3 separate regions of the Homo sapiens genome follow, and all the other regions are linked to region 2. A link is a loop called in an ENCODE intact Hi-C map of the cell type or tissue named here. Cell type or tissue: endothelial cell of umbilical vein. All regions are shown on one strand. Each heading gives the region's core, and the rest is flanking DNA. Links, peaks and the distances in the headings are about the cores only. Region 1 overlaps SZT2 (SZT2 subunit of KICSTOR complex). Region 2 has its middle 20 kb from the start of HYI. Region 3 overlaps PTPRF (protein tyrosine phosphatase receptor type F).

Evidence for each region. Peaks named below come from ENCODE experiments on the same cell type or tissue, not always from the same donor. Only the 100,000 strongest peaks of a DNase experiment are listed, where the experiment ranks them.
Region 1: it touches region 2 in a loop (5-fold over the local background); 1 of 110 quality-filtered maps calls a loop at or near these places.
Region 3: it touches region 2 in a loop (11-fold over the local background); 1 of 110 quality-filtered maps calls a loop at or near these places.

Annotation. Positions count from the first base shown.
Region 1 is chr1:43,409,462-43,419,429 of GRCh38, forward strand. SZT2 (SZT2 subunit of KICSTOR complex) reads left to right here. Exons shown (of 72, transcript NM_001365999.1): 5 at 5,621-5,752; 6 at 6,499-6,640; 7 at 7,074-7,180. Among named protein-coding and RNA genes, the nearest start is that of SZT2, 25 kb to the left of the region's middle. In endothelial cell of umbilical vein, for the core only: a CTCF peak has its summit at 5,349 (motif pointing left); a DNase peak (open chromatin) is centred at 5,350.
Region 2 is chr1:43,468,840-43,478,807 of GRCh38, forward strand. No RefSeq gene overlaps it. Among named protein-coding and RNA genes, the nearest start is that of HYI, 20 kb to the left of the region's middle. RefSeq lists enhancers at 2,975-4,174, 7,279-7,573. In endothelial cell of umbilical vein, for the core only: no CTCF peak of the experiment used is centred there; DNase peaks (open chromatin) are centred at 3,721, 4,152 and 4,772; H3K27ac peaks cover 4,000 bases.
Region 3 is chr1:43,560,141-43,570,108 of GRCh38, forward strand. PTPRF (protein tyrosine phosphatase receptor type F) reads left to right here. Exons shown (of 34, transcript NM_002840.5): 6 at 9,450-9,638. Among named protein-coding and RNA genes, the nearest start is that of PTPRF, 34 kb to the left of the region's middle. RefSeq lists enhancers at 526-1,103, 4,959-5,754 and a silencer at 5,599-5,748. In endothelial cell of umbilical vein, for the core only: no CTCF peak of the experiment used is centred there; no DNase peak of the experiment used is centred there; H3K4me3 peaks cover 674 bases.

The DNA.
Region 1 (9,968 bases), core at 3,327-7,326, 59 kb before region 2:
GGAAAATAAGTCAAATTATCCTTGTTTGCAGATGATATGATCTTTTATTTGGAAAAACCTAATGGCTCCACCAAAAAACTATTAGAACTGATAAACAAATTCAGTAAAGTTGCAAGATACAAAATCAACATACAGAAAATCAGTAGCATTTCTGTATGTCAGCAGCAGACAATGTGAAGAAGAAATCAAGAAAGTAATCCCATTTACGATAGTTTAAAATAAAATACCTAGGAATTAACCAAAGAAGTGAAAGATCTCTACAATGAAAACTATAAAACATCGATGAGAGAAATTGAAGTGGACTCCAAAAATTGGAATGATATTCCATGTTCATGGATTGGAAGAATCAGTATTGTTAAAATGCCCACACTGCCTAAAGCAGTCTACAGATTCAGTACAATTCCTATCAAAATACCAATGACATTCTTCATAGAAATAGAGAAAACAATCCTAAAATTTATATGGAACCACAAAAGACCCAGAATAGCCAAAGCTATTCTGAGCAAAACAAACAAAACTGGAGGAATCACATTACCTGACTTCAGATTATACTACAAAGCTATAGTAACCAAAAACAGCATGGTACTGGCATAAAAACAGACACATAGACCAATGGAACAGAATAGAGAACCCAGAAGCCATATATCTACAATGAACTCATTTTTGACAGATGCCAAGAACATACATTGGGGAAAGAACAGTCTCTTCAATAAATGGTTCTGGGAAGACTGGATATTCATATGCAGAAGAATGAAACTAGACTCCTATCTCACAAAAATCAAATCAAAATGGATTAAAGACTTAAATCTGGCCAGGCGCAGTGGCTCACACCTGTAATCCCAACACTTTGGGAGGCCAAGGCAGGTGGATCACGAGGTCAGGAGTTCAAGACCAGCCTGGCCAAGATGGTGAAACCCCATCTTTACTAAAAAACTACAAAAAAACTAGCCGGGTGCAGTGGCAGGTGCCTGTAATCTCAGCTACTCGGGAGGCTGAGGCAGGAGAATCGCTTGAACCCGGGCAGCAGAGGTTGCAGTGAGCCAAGATCGCGCCACTGCACTCCAGCCTGGCCGACAGAGTAAGACTCTGTCTCAAAAAAAAAAAAAAAAAAAAAAAAGACTTAAATCTAAGACCTCAAACTATGAAACTACTAAAAGAAAGCATTGGAGAAACGCTCCATGACACTGGACTGGGCAAAGATTTCTTTTCTGTGTCTAATCTAGCAGATTAACTCAATATCCTGCTCTATTTAATACTGTTAAGCAGAAGGAAATAACTAATTTCAATTTTAAACTCACAAAACAAAGGAAACAAAATCATCTCACTACAGGCCTTTGACAAAGAACATGAGTCATTTGCTATAGCTGCCAGGCATCAGTGTATGGCGAGGAACGGGGGCTTGAGGTTGCCCAGGCAAGGCCTCTGAGGTGGGGTATATTGGGGGTTGGGGGGGGATCTTGATAGCACTGAGTTGCTGGATCCTGTGCTGCCCTGCCTGGGTGGGGAGCAGGGTGAGGGAGGCCATTCCTCTTCTGTAGAAAATGCCAACCCCCAGTACAGGGACTCTGGCAGCTGAATTGGTGACTGTAAAGCCTGATCTATATGAAATCAAAGGCACATGTGGAAATCCACTCCCAGCAAAGGGGGAGTCCTTGGGGGAAGCCAGCTGGGTTTCTGTAGGATCCCCTCTGAAATGTCAGCATTTGAAAAACACAACCCAAAAGTAGAGGATCTACAGGGAACTTTATTCTCTCACTTCTGTCTTCATGGAGGGCACTGCCCCTTGGGAAGACCAGGTTGGCTTCTGGCACAGGTATCCCCCATCTTCTTGGGCACCTGTGGCATTGCCAGCAGGCCAGAGGGGGCAGCTGGCAGTGTTGGCTCTAGCCTGACCCAGGGGGCCCAGTTAGGATGCCCTCTACCCATGGCAGGGGTGATGGCTACTTCTCCATGGTTCATGCATGAAGCTTCCAGCCCTTTCCAGCTCAGGGAACACATGCAGAATGACAGTCACCCAGCAGACTGGAAACTGCCTCCTCTCCAAAAGTCTGGCTCCTGAACACCCTCCTCCCTGGGAAGGGCTTTAGCCCCTTTGAGATTGGGCAGGAACCAGAAGAACAGTTTCTCTGCTTTGCCATGTCTGCAACCTAGGGCTCACCCAGCCCCATCAAGTGCTGAGCTCCAGCACTGTCCACACAGTGGAAACCAAGTGAAATGACTTTGGCTTGTGGAGGGGGAAGAATGAAAAACAAAAACAAAAGCAAAATCACCTGCCCACAAGATAGAGCAGAAAAGTTCATCCACTATCTTTTTTTTTTTTTTTTTTTTTTTTTTTGAGACAGAGTCTCACTCTGTCACCTCGGGTGGAGTGCAGTGGCATGATCTTGGTTCATTGCAACCTCCGCCTCCCGGGTTCAAGCAATTCTCCTGCCTCAGCCTCCCGAGTAGCTGGGATTACAGGCACCTGCCACTACGCCCAGCTAATGTTTTGTATTTTAAGTAGAGACAGGGTTTTACCATGTTGGCCAGGCTGGTCTTGAACTCTTGACATCATGATTTGCCCGCCTCAGCCTCCCAAAGTGCTGGGATTACAGGCGTGAGCCACCACACCCGGCGACTTCATCCACTGTCTGTCCGCTTCCTGTGTAAGGCCGACCACCCAGCCCCCAAACAACCCTTAAAATGAGACCCAAACCAAAGACCTAACATATAAGCCTCAAATCAGTAAACCTCTCCTGAAACAGGCAGAGGAACTGCCTGCCCAGAAATACTCACAATAGGCTGTGCAGATTGTAAAGAGATCAACAGCTTCACCCACGCTCTGCATAAACTCTGGTACTGGCTGTGTTCTCCATAGAAGGTCTCGCTGTGTTGCCTGGGCTGGAGTGCAGTGGTGTGAACACAGCTCACTGCAGCCTTGATCTCTTGGGCTTAAGTGATTCTCCTGCCTCAGACTCCTGAGTAGCTGAGACCACAGGTGCATTTCACCACTCAGCTAATTTTTAGTTTTTTTGTAGAGATGAGGTCTCTACCAAGCTGGTCTCTAACTCCTGGGCTCAAGCGATCTTCCCATCTTGGCCTCCCAAAGTGCTGGGATTACACATGTGAACCACTATGCTTGGCTCAAAGATTTATTGATAATACCCTGCAAGCACAAGCGTGCAAAGCAAAAATGGACAAATAGGATCACATCAAGTTAAAAAGCTGCACAGCAAAGGAAACAATAAACAAAGTGAGGAAACAACCACAGAATGGGAGAAAATATTTGCAAACCACCCATCTGACAAGGGATTAATTACCAGAATATATAAGGAGCTCAAACAACTCTATAAGAAAAAAAAATCCAATAATCTGATTTTAAAATGGGATTTTTTTTATCTTAAAAAAGATCTCAATAGACATTTCTCAAAAGAAGGCATACATATGGCAAACAGGTATATGAAAAAGTGTTCAATATCATTGATCATCAGAGAAATGCAAATGAAAACTGCAATGAGGTATCATTTCACCCCAGTTAAAATGGTTTTTATCCAAAAGACAGGCAATAACATGCTGGTGAGGATGTGGAGAAAAGGTAACGTTGTGCACTCTTGGTAGAAATGTAAATTAGTACAACCACTATGAAGAACAGTTTGGAGGTTCCTCAAAAAACAAAATAGGCTGGGCACGGTGCCTCATACCTGTAATCCCAGCACTTTGGGAGGCCGAGGTGGGAGTTTGAGACCAGCCTGGCCAACATGGTGAAACCTTGTCTCTACTAAAAATACAAAAATTAGCTGAGCGTGATGGCAGATGCCTGTAATCCCAGCTACTCGGGAGCCTGAGGCAGAGAATTGCTTGAATCTGGGAGGCAGAGATTGCAGTGAGCCGAGATAGTGTCACTGCACTCCAGCCTGGGTGACAGAGCAAGACTCCATCTCAAACAAAAAACAAAACAAAACAAAACTGAAAATAGAGCTACCATATGATCTAGCAATCCTCCCTCCTAGGTGTATACCCAAAAGAAAGGAAATCAGTATATGGAAGAGATATCTGCACTCCCATGTTTATTACAGCACTATTCACAATAGACAAGATCTGGAAGCAGCCTGAGTGTTCATTGACAGATGAATGGATAAAGAAAATGTGGTACATATATACAATGGAATACTATTCAGCCATAAAAAAGAATGAGATCCTGTCATTTGCAACAACATGGATGGAACTGGAGGACATTATGTTAAGTGAAATAAGCCAGGCACAGAAAGACAAACTTGGCATGTTATTTATTTGTGAGAGCTAAAAATTAAAACAATTGAACTAATGAAGATGGAGAGTGGAACGATGGTTACCAAAGGCTGGGAAGGGTAGCTGGGGGAGGTGGAAGGGGAGATGGTTAATGGGTACAAAAATAGAGTTAGAAAGAATGAATAAGATCTAGTACTTGATAGCACAGTAGACTGACTACAGTCAACAGTAATTTATTGTACATTTAAAAATAACTAAAAGAGTAAAATTGGATTGTTTGTAACACAAAAAATAGGATAAATGCCTGAGGTGGGTAGGCATGGTGACTCATGCCTGTAATCCCAGCACTTTGGGAGGCTGAGGTGGGTGGATCACTTGAGGCCAGGAGTTTGAGACCAGCCTGGCCAACATGGTGAAACCCCGTCTCTACTAAAAATACAAAAATTACCTGGGTGTGGTGGCCCATGCCTGTAATCCCAGCTGAGGAAGGCTGAGGCACAAGAATTGCTTGAACCCGGGAGGCGGAGGTTGCAGTGAGCCAAGATCGCACCTGCACTCTAGCCTGGGCGACAGAGCAAGGCTCTGTCTCAAAAAAACAAACAAACAAACAAAAAAAACTTGAAGTGGTGGATACCCCATTTACCATGATTTAATTGTTATACATTGTATTCCTGTATCAAAATATCTCATGTGCTCCATAAATATATACACCTTCTATGTACCCACAAAAATTTTTAAAAAAAAATTTTTTTTTATACAGTCTCACTCTGTAGCCCAGGCTGGAGTGCAGTGGCGTGATCTCTGCTCACTGCAACCTCTGCCTTCCAGGTCCCAGTTAAGCAATTCTCTTGCCTCCCAAGTAGCTGGGATTACAGGTGCCCACCACCATGCACAGCTAATTTTTGTAAAATTGAAAAGGTCCAGAATAGCCTCTGTGTGTACAGAAGGTAGGAGTCTCCATGGTGACAGCTGATCTTGGGCTGGTCAGTATGCTTAGAAATAAAAAAGCATTAAAAAGTATGAGAATAAAAAAGGCTTTGCCGGGCTGAGGAGGGGCAGCTCATAAGACATCCTGTAGGCCAAGGTAGAAGAAGCTATTAATAGAAGATCTTATAGTGCCCCCATGTGGGGGGTTGGGGAAGCCCAGTGTGGAGGACCCTAAGCAGAGGGAAGTTGTGACCCCAGATAAAGATGACTAATGACTAGGGACCTGGGCTGAGGACTGATGGAGATTGGATAAGGGGGAAATTGGCTGTGGAGTCATACCTTAGACCCTGGTTGGGTAGGAAGTCAGGATCGCCTAGATGGAGCTATGGAGAATAAACAGAGCAGAAGTGTAGTGGTCTGTGCCACCCTGACCGTCCTGTCTCAGTCTTTCCCATGTGCTTCTTAGGTGCTGGTACAGGGCTGCCTCTTGGACCCTTCCCAGCGGGAGGTGTTCCTGCAGCAGATATATGAGCAGCTCTGCCTCTTTGAGGATAAGGTGGCCACCATGCTGCAGCAGCAGTACGATCCCCAGAGCCAGGTATGTAAGAGAGAAAGTGGGCAGAGGCAACTTAGAAAGAGGAGCAGCTAAGGACAGAGGGCAGAGAGGAGGGATAGTCCAAATAGGGCAAAAAAGGGCTAAGAGCTGGGGCAAAATGAGACAAGGATAGGCATGCTCATGACACACTCCCTGTTGGAGCAGGACTCAGATATACTCCCCAAAACACAGATTCTTTCAGGGAAAAAATGTGAAATCCATTTGTTTGCATTTTTTTTTAGCCCCAGATCTCCTCCAGTGGATCTGAGAAGGTGATTATGCGTGGCTTTGACCTCTAGTTAGCATTTTGTACAATCAGGGATAAAGCTGCCTAGGCCCACTAGACTTCCCTGTCTCATCACTTTGGGTACCCCAGAAGTAGCCAGGCAAATGGCAGTCCTGTGTGCCTGATGACTGGTCATGTAATTTGATTGAGGTATAAAATATTTCATAACAGTGATGGAAAAATGTGGAAAGGGGCCCTTCTTGGCAAAAGATGGAGAAGCCCTACTTCAGTACAGTCTGAAGCTTCATCTGATGCCGAACTCCCTTCACCTCTGAGGTTCAGTATCTGAGCACACACAGGGAGGAAGCACAGTCAAGACTCAGCCGCATAGTAGGGGAATTGAGGTTCTCACAGGATTCGGCCTGTCTGGCCTGAGAAGTGCTGGGCTATAAATTCTGGCTTTGCTATGGATGGGGCAGCAATGCCATCTGCCCCATTCTGTCTTTTCTGTAACTTGGGGCAGGCAGAAGACCAGTCCCCAGACTCAGGGGACCTACTGGGCCGGAAGGTAGGCGTCTCCATGGTGACAGCTGATCTTGGGCTGGTCAGTATGATTCGTCAGGGCATCTTGGCACTGCAGTTACTACCCTCGAACTCTAGTGCAGGTCAGTAGAAGGAATATTGGTGGGACTGGGGAAGCAGGGATACAGGAAGGGTGGGGCTGACTGCTAACAAAGATAGCAGTTCCAGGGAATCAGTGGGCCCCAGGGAAGAGGATCTGTTTCCTTGTTTGCAAAATGTAAGTCTGTATTAGTGTGTATCAGGAACCCTCGACTCTGACAACCATCAGAGACCCTAGAAGGAGTAGAGCTCCAAGGATATCACTTAGGGGAGGTTATGATCTGGCATTCAAGAGGAAGAAGCAGGAGGGTAAGGGAGAAGGAAAGGTGTTTGAAGTTTATAAAACTTCACAGTTTATGAAACTGCCGACATTGGTGGGAAGACACTGAGCCGTTCAGGACCCTGTCAGTTGGGTGCCTCCCTGTGAGTTTGGTCTGGCCAGTGTCTCCAGGTCTGATCTGGTGTTTCCTGCTCCAGGGATTATCGTGATCACGGATGGGGTGACCAGTGTACCTGATGTTGCTGTCTGTGAGACACTGCTGAACCAGCTTCGCAGTGGCACTGTGGCTTGTTCCTTTGTCCAGGTGAGGACTTTTTAGGAAGGACGAGAGAGATATGGAATATCTCACACAAAGTTGGGATGGCTGATTACTTTCTTACAGGCAGTGATTTCCCAGATAAAGTCAATTACTTAGTTACATGGGGGGAAGGAGTCATATCTAGAAGGTAGGTAGCATCGTGGGAGAGGACTCTTATTTTTTTCCTCTTTCCTTAGGATTTTGGAAATAGCTGTTAAAGCAAAAAGAATGCAGAATTTGAAATCTGACAGTCATTTCCAGTCCCACCTCCCCTTGTAGATTAGTCATTATTGTTTTGAGTGCAAGGGTCAGAAAACCCCGCTCAAACTAGCTTAACCAAAGGGGGAAAAGGCATAGCCAGGGACTGCAGCTAATTTGGATTGATGGACTGTAGGGAAGGAGGTAAAAAGCTATGGGAAACAAGGCTGAAGGGGTAGGCACAGGCCAGAACATGAAAATCTGGTTCTGCTTTATTAATGAGGTTAAGCATGATTCTGTGGGTGATGCAGATAGATAGAAGGAAAGTCATTAGTTGGGTTTATGTTTTATAAAGGTCACTCTTGCTGCTGGGTGAAGGACGGGGGAAGTCGGGGAGGCTACTAATTGCAGTGAGAGAGGATCAGGGCTTAAATTAGGGGTAAGAGGATTGAGAAAAATGAAGAGGCAGAGTCAACCTGACTTCATGATTAGCAAGATGGGGGTAAGGAGATGAGAGAGAAGCGGGCTTAAAGTTGTCTCCAAGTTTTTGACTCCAGTGATGACTGGGTAGCAGCAGAGCAAAAGGAAGAGAAGCAGTTGTGGTAGAGTGAGGATAAGATGATGAATGCAAGTTTGTGTATGTTGTGTTCGAGGTGCCTGTGGTTCAACACAGACAGTTAAGAACATCACCTTTGGAGTTAGGCATGCTGGTCTAAATCCTGACTGCACTTACTAACTGTGTGACATTGGGCACATCACTTCACCTCTAGGTCAGATTCATTTGTAAATGGAGATTGTAAAAGTACTTATCTCACTGGGAGGTGAGATGCATTTAAAGTATGTAGCATTGTACGTAATCACTTAAGAAATGGCTGCTATTTGTAGCAGGTAGCAGTTGAATACACAGATCCTGATATTCAGGAGACAAACACTGCTTGAGAGGTAGAGATTTAAGATTTATCAGGGTACAGATGGTAATTGAGAACAGAAGAGGGTCCTGGAAGAACTTTGGGGAACACCAGTGTTCAAGGTCTTTCATAGGAAGAGGGCCCAGCAAGGAATGAAGAATCAGCCAGGAACCAGAAGATTGTGATGTCAGAGAAGGTCAGAATTTTTGGAAGAAAATTTTACTGGATCTTTCTGCTGCTTCTCACAATGGTAACTACACTGTGAGAAGTAGCAAAAAGATCAAGTAAAATGAGGAATGAAAAGTGCCCTTTGGATTTGGTGATTAGGAGGTCACGGGGATCTTTTTCAGAGCCATTTTAGTGAAGAGGTGGTGAGGGGATTGAAGAGTGGATAGAAGGAAGGAAATAGGGACAAGTGTTGACAAAAGAAATTTGGCTGTTGAGATAAACAGCAGAGCAAGAGAGAGAATGGTAACCAGAGGGAAGTACAGGGTAAAGGAGTGTTGTGTTTTGTTTTTAAAGCTAGAGACTTAAGCATGTTTCTAAGGATCTGTAGTGAAGAAGAGTTTGAAAATAAAGGAAGGAAAAAGGAGGCTGGTGGAGTAAAGTCCCTAAATTGACAGGAGGGCATTGTCTTAAGAAACAGATTGAGGGATTCTTTTGGAGCAGGGAAGTGTCGTTTCTTTCTTTGAAAATAGAAAGAAGTGAAGATGTCTGCGAAGGGCCTCCGATTTCTCTCTGAAGTAAAAGGTGAAGCTGAGTACTGTAAGGAAGAGGCCAGAGTTGGGAAGAAGGAACAGTATTAAGGACTGCCCTGAAGGACTAGCTGAGTTGGGTGTCATATGTTTTGATGTGGTGCCAACCTACACAACTGTCAGTTTTCTCTGGGCACCACTGGCCAAGAATAGAGGCTATGATCGTAGTTGGGGTTTCGAAGAAGCAGATGAGAGTGAAGAGGGCCAGGGATTTGAGAGCGATGCTTATGAAGTTGTCTGAATGTAGGGTCCAAGCTGGGTCGAGAAAGGAGGGTCAGGACAATGTGGATAGATTTGGAGAGAGCAGAGGTTCAAGGCCTGGCAGTCTCAGTGAGGTCAAAGAGCAGCAGCAGGAGGAGGGTGGGAGGAAGCTAAGGGAATAGTGTTGTATGTAATCAGTGGGTTATGGCAATTTGAAATTGCAAAGATGAATTTGTTCCACATGAAGCCAAGAGCCAGCGTGTAGCCTATAGGCAGGTGAATGGAATAGAGTAAGTTACTGGAGATGAGAGTTAAGGAACTGAGAGGGCAGGGACTTGAATGAGTAATCTGGAGCAGGTCTGCAAACACTTTCTGCAAAGGCCAGTCAGTCTTTAAGCCTTGTGGGCCACTTGGTCCGTCACAGCTACTCAGCTCTGCTGTTGAAGCGTGAAAGCAGCCACAGACAATACAAAATGAATGTGTGTGGCTGTGTTCCAATAAAACTCGATTCACAAAAATAGGTGATGGACTAGATTTGGCCCTCAGGGTATATGTAGTTTGCTAATTTCCCACCTACAGCTATTGTATTCAAAATGTAGTCCACAGACCAGCAGAAAGCTTGTTTGAAATGCAGAATCTCAGGCCCCACCCCAGACCTACTGCATTTTAACAAAATCCCCAGGTGTTTTTCATACACCCTAAAGTTTGAGAAGTGTTGGTAAGCTGAAGTCT
Region 2 (9,968 bases), core at 2,536-6,535:
GTTGATGGTGCCCAGGCTGTTTGTGCCAAGGAACACCTGCAGGCCTGTGCCAAGATTCCCTCAACTTCCCCTTGGCTTCCCTCCTATGCTTATTAGTGCCCAAAGTCTGGAGGGGGCCAAGGTGGCAGGGGGCTGGCGTGTTGGCACTGCCCCAAGTGTTCTCACACCCAGCCAGGCTGTGACAGCACCCAGGCTTGGCCCCAACCTTGCTCTGAGATTGGAGCAGACAAGGGAGTGGGAAGAGGCCAGGCAGTGGGAGCAGACACCTCTGAGCCTGCAGGAGGAAGGGGGACTCTCCCAGGCCCCTGAGAGTGCCCAGTTGTCTGGGTCCACAGCTATAGCTTGGGCGGTTGCAGCTACACCCAGATAGGTGGGATTCCTGCCTGCTCCTGGACCCCCCAAGAGCACAGAGATGCCTGGGTCCACAGCCATGACTTGGGTGGTTGTAGCTGTACCTGAAAGGGTGGGGCTTCTGCCTGCTCTGTGGAGTGAAAGGCCCAAGTCCGCAGCCACGACTTGGGCAGCTGCAGCTGCACCACCCAGGGAGCTCCTTCCCCACCAATGCAGAAGGGGCAGGGCTCCCACTTGTCCCCAGCTCCTGCTGGCTCTGTGGAGTGTGCAGCCGTGGCCGCACCTCCCTGCTACAGCTGGCATGTGGCAGCAGCCACTCCAGACGAGCTGCCACTGCCATCAAATTGATAAGCCACATCATAACACCAGAGAATTTTATGGGCAGGAGCCCACTGCCATACTTCCTATGCTATAAAATGGGCCCCCTTATCAGAGATGATGTTGTATTTGATACTGTGGTGAAGAATAAGGCATTCCGTAAGTCTACAAGTGATGCTGGAAGAAGCACTTCAGGCAGAGAAGACAAATGTGTACCCAGAAGACATGTTTACGGCATGAAAGCAAAATTCTATTCCTTTCAAGATGGAGGAGTCCAAGGTAGGCTTCCCCCAAACAAAGTGTGTCTCCATCATTGTGTTGTGAAATTCAAGGGCAAGCAACTTGTCTCTCACTTTAGAGAAGGATTACCCACGCCAATGACCCTCTAGAAACTTCACTTACATAATATGCCTCTTGGCCTTAGGCACACATATGTCTTACAAAGGCATCTAGAGTGTTGATGCTTCCTACTCACCAGGTCCAGTTAACATAATTCCATCAATGTCATGGACCAGAATGACATCCTGTAGGGTATCAAGATGATCAAGTTCCCATCACACTATATTATGACAGAGAAAAGGAAACTTGATATTGTCCTGGTGTAAGATAGTAGAGGTATACTATTTGCCCTGCTATGTAAATGCAAACTGCTTCGGATTTTCCTGGGGGAAAAAATGTTTTCTAGGTCAGAAGCTGAATGCCAGATATCATGGGCTGTGTTGAATTGCCACAGTAAGTATTTCACATTTAGTGCTGTAGCTGTGACTGACATCACTATGTGAATAAATGTACAAAGATCTCTTTCTCCATGCCCCATCTGGCTTTTGCACTAGCCAGATAAGTAAGTTAAATGGGGATGTACTGGGAATTGCCACCTATGCATATCTCAAGTTGCTGGTGGTAGCATTAATCACTGTAGTTTCCCCCAGGTTGAAGTATTTTTTACTTTCTTGGTATGGTGGGCGTGGAAGTGAGTGCTGGAGGGATCTCCATCAACAAGAGCTTCCACTTTGCCCTCCTTTTCACTACAAAAGTCTTAATTTCATGGGTCAAAGGACCAATATAATCATTCTGCCAGTTATTACATATCTCTCTTTTCTCTACACATTCTAGGAGTCAGGGAAAAACACAGGATGAATACCTGATCCTGTGGACACTGTGTTAGACAGACTAGGATGTATGGGCTAGGATTCCATACATCACCTGATTTTCATAAGTTCCAAATTTCACTGGTGGATGATGGTGGCACTTCAGGGTTCTGGGGATCAGAGTGAGTTCAGGGTCAATATTTATTAACCTTGGGAGTATCTAGTATATTTCCTTCTCCCTAGTGTATAGCTGCCCTGGTAAATGGCTGCAGGCCATTCTGAGGAAGGCTTTGGAGAAGACACACAATATACATCCGTGACCACATTGCAGGGTCCCTCCTCAGTTGTGGGTATCCGAGTTTATGAACTGACTTAGGTCTAGGAATTGGGTAAAAGGCCACGAATCTTCCTCCAGTTTCTACCCAGAAACCTAGAATTTTTCACCTGTATTTGTCAGGCAGCACCTTCACAGGCTGCCCAAGTATTTCATTTCTAGAGAACTGCGCCACAATTCACTACAGATTACAGCACTCTGATGGCCACTCTGTCTCTGTGGCTTGCGGGGCGCTACCTCCTGTCTGACCAGCAAGCATGGCCACCTTGCCTCATCTACTGTGGGGTCCCATTATTCTCTTTAAGATCAAGAAACCCAATTCCTTTGCATTGTCCCCAACTGTCATCTCCAGCCTATAGATGACAGTCACCACAGAGCTCTTCAAGGACTTCCAAATACCTTAGTGAGGGAAGTGTCCTTCAGACCTTCTCAGGGGCCGTGGTGAGGGAGAAGTGAGCAGGTTTGCACAGCACATTGGTGCTCACAGTGCGGTGATTCTCATCCATGCCAAAGTTCGAGAGCCACCGCTGTGGAACACGGCCTCTCCGACTTTAATGAGCACGCACGGCACCTGAGGATCTTTTTAAATGCAGAGTCTGGTTTGATAAGTCTAGGGTGGGGTCGAAGGTTCTGCATTTTCTGATGCAGGTGATGCCAGTGCCTCTGATCTGGGACAACAGCTCTGAGTAGTAATGCTGTAGAGGAAGGTGTCTGAAGACTCAGGAACATGAGGATCTAATGGATCTATTAAGTCAGGGAGTGGGGGGGTCTCAAATTTTAGTGCAAATCAGAATCACCTGGAAGCCTTATTAAAACACAGATTTCTGGGTCTCACCCCTACAGTTTCTGATTCTATAGATCTGAGGTTAGGCCCAAGAATTTGCGTTTCTAACAAGTTCTCAGATGATGCTGATGCTGTTGGTCCAGGGACCACACCTAGAGAAGTGGCTGTCTACCATCCTCCCAATCCACTCCCTGACCTTTCCCTTGACTACCCTGACTGTCCACCTAGGCGGGGTTTTGCACGTCTTTAAGAGTACAGCTAGCTTTTTCTGGAGCAGGCCTTCTACTTTGTTATGGGCCTGAAGGTAATAAGAGGTAAGGGAGGGGACCTGAGGAGAGTTAGCATTAGCATATGGGGCAACTGCCCTGGGAACAATGATTGTAAGGCTTTTATGCAGAGGAGAGATAGCTCCTTCAGCCAGAATAAAAGGTTTAGAGGAGAACAGAGGTTCAAAAGTCTCAGCCCAATCAGGCCTGCCTTTCAGGCATCCTGTATCCCCTTCCTGTATCTGAGAGTCCTCCCCGAGAACCTTGCCTTGGCATAAAAGACTTGGCCGCGTTATGCATTTAATTGCTGCTGCAAATCTACAACTTTAACAGTCAGACCATAGACTTAGTTCTTAGCCATATTTACCCTTCAATTACCGGAAATAAGGAACCCCTCAGGGCCACCATGGAGGCATTCTGGTTTTCCATGCGTCTTTTTAATTGTATTTCCATAGCCTTGATTTTCTCTTTTTCCCTATATAAATTTCTTAGGATAGTAAAAAGAATCCAGTTGTTTCTACTATTTTTTAATCACTGTTGTTGCCATAGCAATTAAGTGCCGGCGCTACTTGATCTCTTAATGCCTTGCCCATCACCTGCATTCCCTCCCATGCTCCCACCATTGATAATGTGGGTAATGATGATGTCACCACATGCCATGGATTACTCACTTCCTCATTCTTCCCCAGCAAGGTTATCGCTGTGTTCCTCAAATACATGAGCAACGGAATTCCAGAATCCCATTTTGAGGAACTATTTTCTGATTTCACAATGGCTATGTCAGTCTGAGTTCAAATAGGAAACAGATGGCACACTGAAATTAGTATAATTCAAGGAGGCTTTTATGAAGGGGCCATTTATGAAGGTTTGGACAGGGTATCAGGGACTCACAAAGGATAATGTAATCATCCAGAACTAATAACAGCAGAATTACTGACATCCCTAGGCCTGAAGGGATGAAGACAGGGAATGGTTTCTGGAATCCAGAAGGAAATTCCTGCAGAGTGAGCCATGTGGAGAGCAGTAGTGACTTGTGGTCAAAGGACACAGCCAGCTCAGGACGTGTAAGGGAGCTCTGTGGCTGGGTATCTGCATTGGCTGAACCCAACACAAAGCCAGAAGGCAAGGACTCCACTGGCATAGACCATGAGGGGGCTCTCCTAGGAAAGCGAAGGGGGAGGAAGCGTGGAGAGTGGATTTGGCCTGGTGAATGTTCCCCTAAACTTTTTCCGATACTGTTACTGTTTATTTTTCTTCACATTTAAATCTATCGTCTTGCTCTTTGTTTTCTATTTGTCTCATCTGGTTTTTGTTCCTTTATTTCTCTGTCCTTGCCTTCTTCAGGACTAATTACTTTTATTATTCTATTTTTTTCCTCTATTACCTTGTTAGTTTTATTAATACATTCTTTTTTTATTCTTCTAGTGGTTACTATAGAGATTAAAATATCTCCTTACATCACTATGAACTCATGTTTAGTTTAATATAGACACAGATAATTACATCCAGAAATATGTTTATATATCACACATACATATATACATAGGCACATACATCATACATACTTGTATATGACATGCACGTATATATATACATGTGTGTGTACACAGGCTAGTGTACACACATATCTTCCCTTACTCTGTCAGCTGAGAAGGCCTAGGAGCAAAGAACACCCCTAGCATCCAGTTCTAATGCCATTCTCATAACAGAAACCGGGGCTCCTCAGAGAAATGGATGGCTCAAATTGAAACAGAAAATATACAGGAGGACCCTGAATCATATTGTAGTACCGGAAAGTAAAGGAGTGTTAAAAAATGTTGAGAGTATGCCAAAAGGACACAGGAGTCAAATCAAAGAGCTCCCAATGGTCAACGCTGAAAATTTTTAAGCAAAAAAAAAAAAAAATAAGTAAAATAGTACTGGATTATAACTCAAAGTATAAAATAAATATCCAAGACTCCAGACTGATATAAATGAATGACTAAATATGTAAATAAATGGGAGAGGAGAAATCTCCCTTGCACCACGATTCCAAATAATTTATGTAGATACTCTGCCCTTGAAAAGGAGGGAAAGAATAATACCCCACTCCTTAATTATGGGGTGTACATAGTGACTTCCTTCCAAAGAGTACACTATTGAAAGGTGAAATAAAATAATTTTACAGTGGAGAAACCTGACAAACACTACCTCTGCCAGGGGATCAAGGTCAACATCAATGGCGATAGGTCATGTGGATAGTGTGTTCTTCTTGATAGGATGTGATGCAAATGACACTTTACCACTTGTTCTTCCTTCCTCCCCCTAAAAACAGGTCACCCCAATCTAATTATGAGAAAAACATCAGACAAATCTCAGCTGAGGGACATTCTATGAAATACCCAACCAGTTCTGCTCAGAACTGTGAAAAACAAGGACACATGAATGTATATGTGTATGTCATATACATATCCATTTGAGAAACTGTCACAGCCACAAGGAGCCTAAGCAGGCATAACAAGTAAATGTAATGTGGGATCCTAGATCAAATCCTGGACAAAAAAGGACAGTAGGTAAAAATTACAGAAATGTAAATACAGTGTGAATTTTAGCTAATGTATCAATATTGATTCATTACTTGTGACAAATATGTCATAATGTAAGATGTTAATAACGGGAAAGGGAATGTGGGGCACAGGAAAGCCCTCTGTACTATCTTCTCAATGTTTCTGTAAATCTAAAACTATCTAAAATAAGAAGTATATTTTAAAAATAGAACTCCTTGGCTCACTAGAGTTTGCCTTAAATTAGTACTTTTATTACTTCTCAAACAATGAAAGAAACTCACAACAGTTTAATTCCATTTATCCTTCTCTTCCTCCCTTTTGTGTAATTTTTGTCATCTATGTTATTTCTTTTTTTTGTTGTTTTTTTTTTAGATGGAATCTTGCTCCATTGCCTAGGCTGGAGTGCAGTGGCGTGATCTCGGCTCACTGCAACCTCCACCTCCCAGGTTCAAGGGATTCTTGTGCCTCAGCCTCCTGAGGGGCTGGGATTACAGGTTCATGCCACCACTCCCGGCTAATTTTTGTATTTTTAGTAGAGACAGGGTTTCACCATCTTGGCCAGGCTGGTCTCGAACTCCTGACCTCAAGTGATCCACCCACTTCGGCCTCCCAAAGTGCTGGGATTACAGGCGTGAGCCACTGCGTCCAGCCTGTTATTTCTACATGTGTTTTAAACTCCACAAGACATTATTGTTGTTATTTTAAACAATCAATATTCATTTAAACATACACTATATGTATGATATATGACAAATATATGAGGGGATATAGACAAATGGATATATATCACATATGTATATGTATATGAAAGATATAAAATACTCTTGGCCACGCACCGTGGCTCACGCCTGTAATCCCAGCACTTTGGGAGACCAAGGTGGATGGATTGCTTCAGCCCAGGAGTTCAAGACCAGCCTAGGCAGCATGGTGAGACTCTCTCTACAAAAAACACTAAAATTAGTCGGGCATGGTGGTACATGCCTGTAGTCCCAGCTACTCTGCAGGCTGAGGTGGGAGAATTGCTTGGGCCCGGGAGGTTGAGGCTGCAGTGAGCTGTGATCACGCCACTGCACTCTAGCCTGGGCAACAGAGAAAGACCCTGTCTAAAAAATAAAAAATAAAAAAAATTACTCTCCACCCTTCCTCCCCTTTCGCTTTCCTAGGAGAGCCCCCGCATGGTCTATGCCAGTGGAGTCCTTGTCTCCTGGCTTCGTGTTGGGTTCAGCCAATGCAGATCCCCAGCCACAGAGCTCCCTTACAGGTCCTGGGCTGGCTGTGTCCTTTGACCACAAGCCACCACTGCTCTCCACGTGGCCCACTCTACAGGAATTTCCTTCTGGATTCCAGAAACCATTCCCTGTCTTCATCTGGGGATGTCAGTAATTCTGCTGTTATTAGTTCTGGATGATTACATTATCCTTTGTGAGTCCCTGATACCCTGTCCAAACCTTCATAAATGGCCCCTTCATAAAAGCCCCCTTGAATTATACTAATTTCAGTGTGCCATCTGTTTCCTATTTGAACTCAGACTGACATAGCCATTGTGAAATCAGAAAATAGTTCCTCAAAATGGGATTCTGGAATTCCGTTGCTCATGTATTTGAGGAACACAGCGATAACCTTGCTGGGGAAGAATGAGGAAGTGAGTAATCCATGGCATGTGGTGACATCATCATTACCCACATTATCAGTGATGGGAGCATGCGAGGAATTGCAGGTGAAGGGCAAGCCCTTCTTTTGGACTTAATTACGGTTTTTCTCTCATTGCATTTTTCCTCTACAAGTTTTGAAAGCATGCATTCAAATTGTGTGCTTTTCGTGGTTACTGTAAACCAGTTTAGCATTCGTATTTTATCTAAAAATGTCTAAAGTCAATATCTGTATCATTGTCCCAATCAAGCCAAGGATTTGGGGATAGATGAACTCCAGTTGCCCTGCTTCAGACATACGTGCTACTGTCATCCTGTGTGTTAGATCTACGTTGTTGCCTTTAACCTCACAAATTTGACATCAACAAAATTTTGTAGTTTTATTTTTAGATTTATTCACATGCTTTTCATGTCTGTTCACAATTTTTTCTTGCATTTAAGGTGCTGCTTTTGAAATTTGCGATGCTACCTTATGCCTGGTATACACCAGTGGTGACGAGTAAACTGGCTCAGGGGCAGGGAAGGGCCCTGAATTGTAGTCAATTTCTGGTGTGGAAATGTACTCCCACCATGGCTTATTCCAAGCCATCAGTGTAACATCACTGAATGAGCAGGTGCGAAGAGATGTTCAAATTTTGTGGGCTCCAGCACACCACTGAATTGTTTCTTTTTCTTTTCTTTTCTCTCTTTCTGTTTTTTTTTTTCACAGCTTTATTGAAGTATAACTGATGTGCAATTAACTATATGTATTTAAATTAGATAAGTTCTCACATCATCATCACCAAAATCAAGATAATGAACATACCCATCACCTACAAAAGTTTCCTCATTTTCCTCCCACCCCTGTCTGACCCCACCCGTCCCCAGATAATCACTGATGTTTTTCCATCACTAAAGATTAATTTGCATATTCTAGCATTTCATATGAATAGAATGATACAGAATGTCCTCTTTTTGGTCTGGCTTCTTTTAGCATAATTATTTTGAAGTGCATCCTTTTGTATGTATCAGTATTCATTTCTTTTTATTGCCAGATAATATTTACATCATATGTATATTCACAATTTATTTATCCAGTCACCTGTTTATAGACTTTGGGTTGTTTCTAGTTTTTTGCAATTACAAATAAAGCTTCTATAAACACTAGCATGTCTCTGTGTAGACATATATTTGCTTCTGTCTTAGGTAAGTACCAAGGAATGTAATGGCTGGGCTATGTGGTAGATGTAGTTTTAACTTTTTAAGAAAATGCCAAACTGTTCTCCAAAGTGATTGTACCACTTTATATTTTCCATCAGTGGTGTGTGAGAGTTTCAGTTGCTCCACTTTCTCACCAGCACTTGATAAGGTCAGTCTTTTTAAATTTTAGCCATTCCAGTGGGTATGTAGTGGTATCACTGTGGCACTAATTTGTATTTCCCTAATGATGAGTATGTCATGTGATTACCCTTTAGCAGTTTCTTTAGTCAACTGAAAGTAAATACAGTGTATATTCTGGTTTTGTTCCCCTGAAAAATGCCTATATTTTGTCCTCCCTTTTGTTTTTATTTCTGGTTTTTAGAGACAGGGTCTCCTTATGTCACTCAGGCTGGAGTGCAGTGACACAATTATGGCTCACTGCAGCCTTGACTTCCTGGGCTCAAGTGATCCTCTCACCTCAGCCTCCTGAGTAGCTGGATTACAGGAGCATGCTACCACACCTGGAACATTTTTGTGTGTTTTGTAGAGACAGGGTTTCACCATAACCAGCCCAGGCTGATCTGGAATTCCTGGCCTCAAGGGATCCTCCCACCTTCGCCTCCCAAAGTGTTGGGATTACAGGTATGAGCCACCACACCCAGCCTGCTCTCACTTTTGAACAAGATTTTGCTGAACATACAATTGAACAATTACTTTTTTCCAGTATTTTGCAGATAATATTCTCCCATCTTTTTTGTTTCTTTAAAAATGATATCTGTATTTAAAAAGTCTTAAAATAAAGAGACAATGATTAAATGCATAGAATCAAAAATTAGAGTCCTCATGGTTCATCACAACAGTTAAATTTTGCCCTTTGTTTCTGGAGGAATGCCCTATAACAGATAATTTGAAAAATTTAAAAATAACATAAAAGGGGCTGGACACAGTGGTTCATCTTATAATCCCAGCACTTTGGGAGGTCAAGCCAGGTGAATCCTTGAGTTCCACAATTCAAGACCAGCCTAGGCAACTCTACAAAACACACACACACACACACACAAATTAGCTGGGTGTGGTGGTGTGCACCTGTAGTTGGGAGGCTGAGGCAGGAGGATCACTCAAGCCCAGGAGGTTGAGGCTGCAGTGAGCTGAGATTGCACCACTGCACTCCAGCCTGAGCAATGCGGTGAGACCCTGTCTTAAAATTATATATATATGCATATATATACATATAATAAAAAGGGAGCTAAATACCTGAAATTCTGAACAAAGTAAAGCAAAAAAAGAAATAAATTTATTGCAAGAGATGGAATTTACAGTTTAAAGGCTTAAAATAACAAAGAAATTCACTAAACAACAGGCCCTTCAGAAAGATTACTGAAAAGAAAAAGTAGTTTGGGGAATAGCAGATTCTGAGATATGGTGGAAAGTTCACAGTTTGGCACTGGCTGGA
Region 3 (9,968 bases), core at 3,662-7,661, 92 kb after region 2:
CAGTGGGCAGTGCATTTGTGTGCATGCAGCAGGCTGTGGTGTGTACAGCAGGTGGTGTGCAGCAGACTGTGTGTTTGTATGCATCAGGCCGTGTGTGTGTGCAGCAGGCAGTGTGTGTGTGTGTACATGCGCACACGCAACAGGCACTATATTTGTGCAGCAGGCCATGTGTGTGGTGCATACAGCAGGTGGTGTGCAGCAGGCTGTGTGCTTGTACATGCAGCACATAGTGTATGTGTGTTGATGTCAGACAATGCATGTGCATGTGTGTGGAGTGCACAGCAGGTGATGTGCAGCAGGCTGTGTGTGTAGGTGTGCCTCGGGAGTGTGTGGGGGTGGGAGTGGACAGCAGGTGGTGTGTGCCTTACAACCTGTGTGGGCAGCAGCAGGAGTGGGCAGCAAGCAGCCCGAGCTGAAGTGTGGTGGGGTCAGTCTGGCACTGGCAGGAGGTCGGAGATGCTGTGTCTGGGCTCATTGTCTCTGGGACCCCGCAGGATCCCTGTTTGGAGCTGTTGGTCCGCCAGGAAGTTCGACAGAGTTGGATGTGGCCAGAATGGTCTGGCTGAGCTGTTCTCAGCACCTGTTGTGGTCGACCTCAGCAGCTCCTCTGTAGCCAGGCCAGGAGGTGGGGTGCACCAGATAGGGATCCTGCCCAGACCTGCCTGCAGGAGGTCTTGGGACCCTTTCCTCTCCCTCCCCTACCCCACCAAGCCCACAGTCCCTTCTGTCTGTTCCCACCTGGCCTCAGTGTCCAGCCAGCACCATACCACCTATGCCATGCGGGCCAGGGAATCCAGGTGTCTCGATGGAGTGCCTGGTGTTGCCAGCCTTGGAGCAGGCTCTGGGGAAGGGCTGTCCGGCACATGAAGTAGTGACCAGGGTGGGGGCTAATCAGTGCTGTACTGGGCTTGGACCTCTGGGTTCTGCAGGAGCTCTGACCCTGGCTGGCTTTGGGGCTCGTGGGATGACGAAGGACCTCTTGATATACCCCCTGACCACTCCACAACACAGTCCTTTTGGAAATAGCCCTAGAGACAGAGGGTCAATGATAGACATATGACCCTGTCCTGAGGTATCCTGGGCTGGGCTGGAACTGGAGCAGAGCTGGTGAGGGAGCTTACATTTGCAAGATGGGTACATGTGTGTTTTCTCAAGGAGTCATCTCTCCCTGCTCCACCTCCTTCCCTGCTCCAAACCTGTATATTCCTTCCACCCATGGTGGAATGACTTGGCCCAGGCCTGACTTTGATGGCTGGGGAGTTGGGTAAAGGGCTATTGCAGGCACAAGATGGCTTCCCAAGTGGCAAGATGTGATCCCTTTCTATTGTCTACATGTGTGTCTGGGGTAACAGTCTGCTTTGGCAGAAGCTGGGGCTGTCAACTACCTGATTTGCAGCACAGAGGATGTAGAAGTGGCCCCAGAACCTGGAACCCAAGCCAGCTTCTACCTCTCCCTTAGCAACTGAGGCATGACCTGTATACCCCTGGTCCAGCTGCTGTAGTCCTCTGTGACCTGTCCTTACACCCCCATGACTGCAGTAGATTTCAGATCCACGCAGACATGAGGTTCTACAATCATTTCCTGGAGGTTCTAGGCCTCAGGGATGGGGATGGGAGAGGTATTAAGTAAGTTCTCCTGTTTTTATTAGCTGTGATCTGCCTTGAGGCGCCCAAGTGGATTCCCTTCCGAATGGGTGCTCCTGTTTAGTAGGTGGTACTCCTGCCTCTTCTGTTAGCCATGGACACTGGGCACTTCCCCTGTGCCCAGCCTGCCCCCCTGCCCCTATACTCACAGGTACTTGTAAGGCCCACTGTACGTGTTCCCTAGCCTCATGACCACGGTGGAGCCAATGGCTCTGGGAACAGGCTCACCAGGATGGCGGTTTAAATGCCCAAATGCCCTGTGCATGCACATTCTCCATCCTTGGTAAGGTGCTCCCTCCTACTGGTTTGCTTGCTGGGGAGAGAGGACTTGTTTTTTTTTTTGAGATGGTGTCTGACTCTGTGGCCCAGACTGGAGTGCGGTGGCACAATCTCAGCTCACTGCAACTTCCGCCTCCCGGGTTCAGATGATTCTCCTGCCTCAGCCTTCCGAGCAGCTGGGACTACAGGCACGCGCCACCACACCTGACTAATTTTTTGTATTTTTAGTAGAGATGGGGTTTCACCGTGTTAGCCAGGATGGTCTTGACCTCCTGACCTCATGATCCACCCGCCTCAGCCTCCCAAAGTGCTGGGATTATAGGCGTGAGCCACCGCGCCTGGCCCTGAGAGGACTTTTTTGAAACGGAGTCTCACTCTGCCACCCAGGCTGGAGTGCAGTGGCGTGATCTCGGCTCACTGCAACCTCTGCCTCCTGGGTTGAAGCAATTCTCATGTCTCAGCCTCCCGAATAGCTTGGGATTACAGGCATGGACCACCACGCCCGGCTAATTTTTTGTATTTTTAGTAGAGATGGGGTTTCACGAAACATGTTGGCCAGGCTGGTCTTGAACTCCTGACCTCAAGTGATTTGCCCGTTTTGGCCTCCCAGAGTGCTGGGATTACAGGCATGAGCCACTGCTCCTGGCCAAATTTTAATCAGAGCAATGACGTGATCAAACTTAAGCTTCAGAAAGGTCCGTGTGGGTGCATAGTGGGGGCTGGAAGGAAACCAATGACAGGTTGTTGCAGTCCAGGTGAGTGATGGCATTGGCGCAAATCTGGGTATGGGTAGGGGAAGATAGGGGAGCAGATCACTAGAAGGTTAGAAAGAGGCCGGGCACGGTGGATCATGCCTATAATCCCAGCGCTTTGGGAGGCCAAGGTGGGCAGATCACTTGAGGTCGGGAGTTCGAGACCAGCCTGGCCAACATAGTGAAACCCCGTCTCTACTAAAACTGTAAAAATTAGCTGGGTGTGGTGGCAGGAGCCTGTAATCCCAGCTACTCTGGAGGCTGAGGCATAAGAATTGCTTGAACCCGGGAGGCAGAGGTTGCAGTGATATGAGATGGCGCCACTGCACTTCAGCCTAGGCGACCAAGCGAGACTCCATCTCAAAAAAAAAAAAAAAAATAAGATTAGAAAGAGTAGAGGCCTGCCTGGCTACCTGTAGGATTGGGGAGGTGCAAGGCTCCAGGTTCCTGGCTCTGGGGCTGGGTAGGTGGGGGTGCCATTTCTAAGATTCATGTACTAGAGGAGGACCAGGTTTGAGGAGGCGAGTTGGTGAGTCCAGTTAGAAATCTGTTGAGCCAGGTGTGCGCAGGCATCCAGGGAGGTGTCAAAGAGGCCTCGTACACATTTGCCTGGCACTCCGGGGGACATCTGAAGTTGGAATCTTACAGGCTGAGAAATAGCAAATCTCAGGAGGCCAGAGCCAGGACAGAAGGAGCCCCAGGAACCGACTCTCCATGTTGGGAGGAGGTTCCTGAGAGACTGGAGGGAAACTGGGAGTGTGTGAGGTCAAGAAATGCCAAGAGAAAAAAGTGTGCGAAGGAGGAGGAGTGGTCAGCAGGGCGGGGTGCTGCCGAGAGGCCCGGCATGTGTCCTTAACAGTTAGTTCCGTGGAGCCATTGTTGGCTTTGGTGTTGGGAGACAGCAGGGCTGAGAAGTGAGAGGGAGGCTATCAGTGTCTGTAGTGACTGGAAGGGCCCGAACCTAGGGAGTGAATGGATGACAAGAGTCTCCCTGGAGTAGGACTGAGGTTGGGGAGCCACTGAAGGAGAGTCCAGTGTGGGCCCGAGTCTGGAACTCCAGTGTGGGTCGGGTGTATGCGCAGGGCATGGCCCCTGGGTTCTTGTGGTGGGGAGGCCTCAACTGGGTTGAGTAGGGCGATGTGGGGTGCCAGGGAAACCCGAGGAAGGAGGGGATGACTGGGAGGGGGACGCCGTGCCTGCCAACAGGCCCCAAACAGCTCAGATTGAAAAACAAAACAGGCTTTTAAGATGCCAAGTTTGATGAAATCTGAGTGCTGGAAGAGGTGGGAGTTTGCTCTTGGAAAAACAGCTGAAAATCGAGACTCAAAGCTGCGAAGGGAGATGGGCCCAAGGCTCCCCAGGCCCCCCTTACTGCCTGGAAGCCTGGGGGTGGGGCTGGGCTCTCTGGGAGAGTGTGGGAGCGTGCAGATCTGGCAGCCTTCGACTTTTGGAAGGCGTCTGGCTCTGGCCCTGCTGAGGATGGAGCTGCTGGAGGTGGCCTTGGCTTCTGTGGAGCGGCTGAAGGGCAGGGGGAGCCAGCAGCCCTGCCACCTACGAGGTTCCTTCATGTGTCTCGTCCCTGCATGTGTCTCCAGGCGCACGTGTTTTGGCATAGGTGTGTCTGGCTGTGCATGTCTCCACATGTGTGTTTGCGTGTCTCTGTGTGCACCGCCTCTGGATCTGCTTGCATGCGCCTGTTTCCACAGGTGCTAGTCACTGCAGGTGCCCCTCCACATGCACATGTAGGTTTCTATTTTTACACCTGTCTGTTTCTCCATGTATATTTCTGTGGGTTCCTGGCTGTGCATGTTTCTATGGTGTCTGTGTGTTGAGAGGCAGGGTGAGGCCAGGCCCAACACTCAAGCTTAGGGGAGGCGGTCAGGCTCACAGACGGTGCCACCCCAGGGGGCCTGTGTCTGTGTGTGCGGGTGCGTGCCTGCGTTTGCACGGAGACGCCACGAAGCTGGGTAAACATGGGTGAAAAGGTCATACTGACAGACGGTGCTGCCTGCCCCAGGACCCTGCAAGGCGTCTCCATCTGTCAGCTTCCCTGGTGCAGCCCCCTCCCTCTGGCCCAGAGACTCACCCTCAGGCGTCCAAGGCTGAGCTGGACAAAGAGACCTGTGTGTACTTTGTAGGGGGCCTCAGCAGCCTCCACCCCCATCTTAGGCTCCTCTGTCAGGACCCCAACACATGCCCCAGCTCCCACCAGACTCGCCTTGGTACTGTCATCCCACCACCTTCCCCCACAACAGCCTTTACAAAGGCAGTTTTCCCCTCCTCCCTGGAAAGCTTTCTGCCTCCCATGCTCATGTGTTTCCTGTTCTTGAATCTCCCTCCTCCAGGAAGCCACCAAGATAGCAAGTGAGCTGTGGAGTCAAACCGATCAGCTCCAACACTGCTGTGGGAGGTTAGCCAAGCGCTCATCCACTTCTGAACCTTGGATTCCCACCATCGACCCCCGACCCTCCCCTCGCTAGGGCTTGTCATCGTCTTCTGCCCATGGGGCAACCAAACCTCTCCACGGAAGGGGACAGGTCTCCTTGCTGCAGTGGGTAAAGGCCAGCGCAGTTAGGTGCAGGAGGCATTCACACACACGTGCACACTCCCCACCTTGCACACATATCTGCGTGAGCCGGGGAGACCCTAGGGAATGTGTGTGCATGTTGTCTATGCATGCGGGTAGAATCCGCAAACGGTGTGGAGACTCGGGCTCTTGGGTACCTCTGAAGGCCCCTGAAGTCCCCATGGGCTTCTCCTTCCGTCCAGGGCACCCTCTTATCAGGCCATGGCCCTGAGACGCGTAGTGCAGACGCCCCCGGCGCTGAGGCTGAGGAGGCAGATGGCCCCTCCCCGCACTGTGCAGGGCACCCGGTTGGGGGTGGAGGGGAGGGCCGCGTCGGTGAAGCGGGAAAGCCTAGTGGGAGGATTCCCTGGAGCTGAGGAGCCGGGGCCTGGGAAGGGGCGCAGAGGCTCCACCCAGGCGGGGGCGGGAAGGGCGGTGCCAGGGCGGACAGCGGACGCGCGCGCCTGCACGGACTCGGGCACACGCAGCCCTTCCGCGGCAGCGCCCGCCGCTCCACCGTCGCCATGGCTACCGGCTGGCCTGGAGCGGGGAGGGGCCCTTCCTCCCCTTCGGCGCCAACAGGAGGCGATTTGAGGGGACTCAGCGTGACTGGTGCATCCCGGGGTTGGAAAATGGGTGGGTGCTTGCGACTGTCCACGTGTGGGGGACCCTGGGGTTCGCTTTGCGGTAGATGCAAACGCCGCGGCGCGTGTGCGGGGCTCTGCAGTGGAGCCTGAGCCGTGCCGGCCGAGGCGTGGTGTGGGGGAGGCTGCCGGCCCTCTCGCGCGCGGGGTGTTCACGCCTAGAGCGCTGGGGCTGGGGGCCTACCACCCGGTCTCCTCCCAGCCCCACCTCCGATTTAGCTGTGTGACCTTGGGCAGGTGTCCAGATGTCTAGATCTCTCTCAGCCCCTGGTTGCCCATGTACCTCATAAGGGTTTGGTAAAGATTTAAGTCATTTTGTAAAGCATTTTAACATAGTACCTGGAACCTAGTAAATGCTTCATAAATCTTACTGTCCCTCATACCTGGGTCTCAGTTTTCCCAGTTGTTGATGGGTTTGGAGTGATCATGTGACATCATCTGAGGAGTTGCCCAGGTCCTCAGCCTGAGTGTTGAGGCTGCGGTAGACCCAGCTTCCGCGGGTGCCCGTGGGGGAAGGTGGTAAGTGTGCCAGTCTGGCTGATAGATCAGTTTACACCAGGATGCCCAGTGCTCAGCCAGGCCAGGCGCATGGTGGGCGTCAGGAAAGGGCTGCTGTACTTGGCTGAGTTGAATGTTCAGAGGCGCCTGGATGGGAGAGAAGGAAGAGGCAGCAGCAAGTCGCTCCTGAGGGGCTGGAGCCCTCCTGTAAGACCCACTTCCCTTCCCGGGTGGCAGAGTGGCAGACTTCCGAGTGCTGCCTAGAAGCCTAGTTGGCACAGGGGACTGGCTTTTGGGTCCCGCTGTTTTATGGACAGCTCTCCACACATTCTGGTTTTAGGCTCTGGCGGCAGTGCCTGAGGGATGATCTGAGCCAAGGACAGAGCCACTGAGGGCGTGATAATTGAGGGAGGAAAATTAATTGTCCTTAATTTGGCGTAAATCCCAAAGACCTTCCTCGTGTAAGGAATTCAGAGTAGATTCCGAGACACAGGGCTGCACACATTTGTACTTCCCTTCCCTTCCCTATCTGCGGGTGGAGATGAAGGCCACTTGACTCCTGGGCCCTGACTCTGGCAGGCCATGGCCACGTCTTCCCCATGAGCTGGGCAGGTAGGAATGAGGTCTTGAAAGAGTTAGACTGGTGCTCTGGAGGGCACCCAGGATGGCCCTAGCAGCCCCGAGTGTCCCCAGGTGTTGGGGAGGTGAGCCCTGCACCTCTGGTCCCCCTCAGGCCTTCCTATGGAAGCAAGCAGCAGCTGGGCCAAAGGAGGCTGATCCCCTGCCTGGTGCATCTCAGTCCTCTTCATTTCCGTCCTCCTTCCCTTCTCTTGCCACTGTTGAACATTTTACTTTTAAAAATCTGAAAGGGCACTGTGGGATCATATTTACAGCCAAGGAGACACTGGGTTTATATCCAGAACTTCTAGGGCTGCAGGTGGGGAAACGTACAGCCAGGTCCCAGGAAAGGCTGGGGCGGCAAGGCCGTGCTGGGAATCCTATTGCTCTCTAGCCTGAGACCTCTGCTCCTCATGGGCCACAGTCCCTTTGGGATGTCCCTGGCAGCTAGAGCCTTGGGGAGCATCCCCTGGGACTGGCAGCAGATAGATAGGTATCTTGCTCCTGCCTGTTGGGGCTCGTCCAACTCCCTCTTCTACCCGCCCCCCAGTCGCTCTCCCTGGGTCTCCAAGAGGCTCCAGGGAGGGCTAGTTTCTGCCAGCCTTTACCTTCTTCATGTCTGAGGATGCCATGTGCCTTTACTCTGGCATAGAAGCCTGACTTCCCTTGGCACATGTTCCCATACACCCATCTTGTGCTGGGCTTGTGGAAAGGAGGTAGAGTGGTGCTGGTCTCCCCCACCATGAGCCCAGCTCCCCGCCTTCCCCAGGAGACAGACAAAGAACACACATTCCCCTTGCCCCACATTGGGTGTGTCTGGCATCCACACTGGGAGAGACACTCTGCTGAGGCCTTGAAAATTGGTGGTTTGGGATGGGGCCTGGTGGCTCACAGCTGTAATCCCAGCACTTTGGGAGGCCGAGGCGGGTAGATCACCAGAGGTCAGAAGTTCGAGCCCAGCCTGGCCAACATGGTGAAACCCCGTCTCTACTAAAAATACAAAATTTGCCGGGCGTGGTGGTGGGCGCTTGTAATCCCAGCTACTCGGGAGGCTGAGACAGGAGAATTGCTTGAACCCAGGAGGCGGAGGTTGCGGTGAGCTGAGATCGCACCACTGCACTCCAGCCTGGGCAGCAGAGTGAGACTCCATCTCAAAAAAAAAAAAAAAGAAAAAGAAAATTGGTGGTTTGGTCCTAGTGGGAAGGGCCTCTCACCAGCCTAGAGTGGAAAAGGGAGTTCCCGACTCTAGTCTCAATACCTGTCTGCCCCAGTGGCTCAGCCCTTACTAGTTACACCAGCTAATATTCACTGGGAGTGAATTCCGCATCAGATGCTCCGCAACACCTTGCATGCATGATCAGATACAGACCTCACAGTAGCCTTACCATCAAGGTGGGCACTTGAACCCTGTGTACAGATAAAGGAGACAAAGAATGAGTAACATGCCAGGCCCTAAAGCTAGTTCGTGGTGAACGTGGGAGTCCCATTTGATCTATACTAGTCCTGAGCCTGTCCTGGACTTGTGCTTCCAAGGGGTGGAGAGTAGATAGCCTTGCCCTGCAGCCCCTCGGGGCTGATATGGGAGCCCATGTACAGTGGGAGTGGGTTTGCTGCTGACATCTGTTCCTCTTACTCTATGCTAGTGACTCCTCTGTGTGCCGCCAACCCCTAGCAAGCTGGGAGAAGGCAGCCAGGAGGGAGTTTTTTCTCCCCCTACCAACTTTTTGTGTCTTTAGAGCTTTTTTATCTCCTTTGCCTCCACACACTCAGGCATGGTCTGCAGCCCTGACCGTGACTCCCAGGGTCAGGACTAAGTGAGGGAGAAAGCTCAAGGTCAAGGCTGCAGTAACGAATAGGTCAAGGTCAGGATCGGAGTTAGAAGGGGATCATTGGTAGGGCTGGGGGTGCCCCGGGTCAGGGCTAGAGACCAGGCGGTGACCTGGGGCTCTGCCATGTGATAGAGCTGAAGGCTGGATGAAGGGAACACTGTGTGTGCGGACAGGGGAGAGGGGGCTGGACAGCACAGAGGCCTTCAGGCTGAGCTGTGGCTGTTGGATGCTGCGCGAGCTCCCTGCTAGCCCCCCCCCCCACCCCCTGCAGCCCCAGCATTCATGCAGTGCTTTCTGCTGTGACCAGCAGAGCATTGATTCTCGTTCTTCTCAGGGCCTGGAGAGATAAGTGCTGACGCCTTCAGTCTGAGGCGTTGCCTCTCAGACCTGGAAACTCCCTGACAGGGCAGGGGTGGGCCCCACTGCAGCCTCTGCCCTGCCAAAGAGACTTAGGACCCTGGTTCCTCAAATCGGGGTATGCTTCATGCTTAGAAGTCAAGGAAAGGGGAGGGGAGTCTTGAGGGCCCTGGCCAACCTGCAGTTGGGGAGGTTACCCCCAGAGGGGTCATAGGGGGCAGGCAGAGCCAGCCCTAATACACACATTGCTGTTTGTCTGCAGAGGAACAGCTGCCCCCTGGGTTCCCTTCCATCGACATGGGGCCTCAGCTGAAGGTGGTGGAGAAGGCACGCACAGCCACCATGCTATGTGCCGCAGGCGGAAATCCAGACCCTGAGATTTCTTGGTTCAAGGACTTCCTTCCTGTAGACCCTGCCACGAGCAACGGCCGCATCAAGCAGCTGCGTTCAGGTGAGCAGAGGGCAGGGGTCAAGGGGCCATGCAGACCTCAGAACAAGCGTCTTGTCAGATCCCAGCACAGCCTACTCCCTTGGGCCTGGGCACCTCCAGGGCTGAGCGGAGGGTACCTGGTGGGGTGGGCTGGGTCTTACTGCAGGTGTGCCTGGCTCAGGGAAGAGAGCTCGTGGTTGGCTGTGCCGTTACCTTCTTCGGATTGTCAGACTCCAGACTTTGGGCCAGTTCTGCCCCTCCCAGCACATGTGATGTGCCAGTGTGGTGGACTCTTCAAGGGTGCTCTATGGATGTTCACCCTCCTCCTTCCCTGTAGCCTGGCCTGAGACA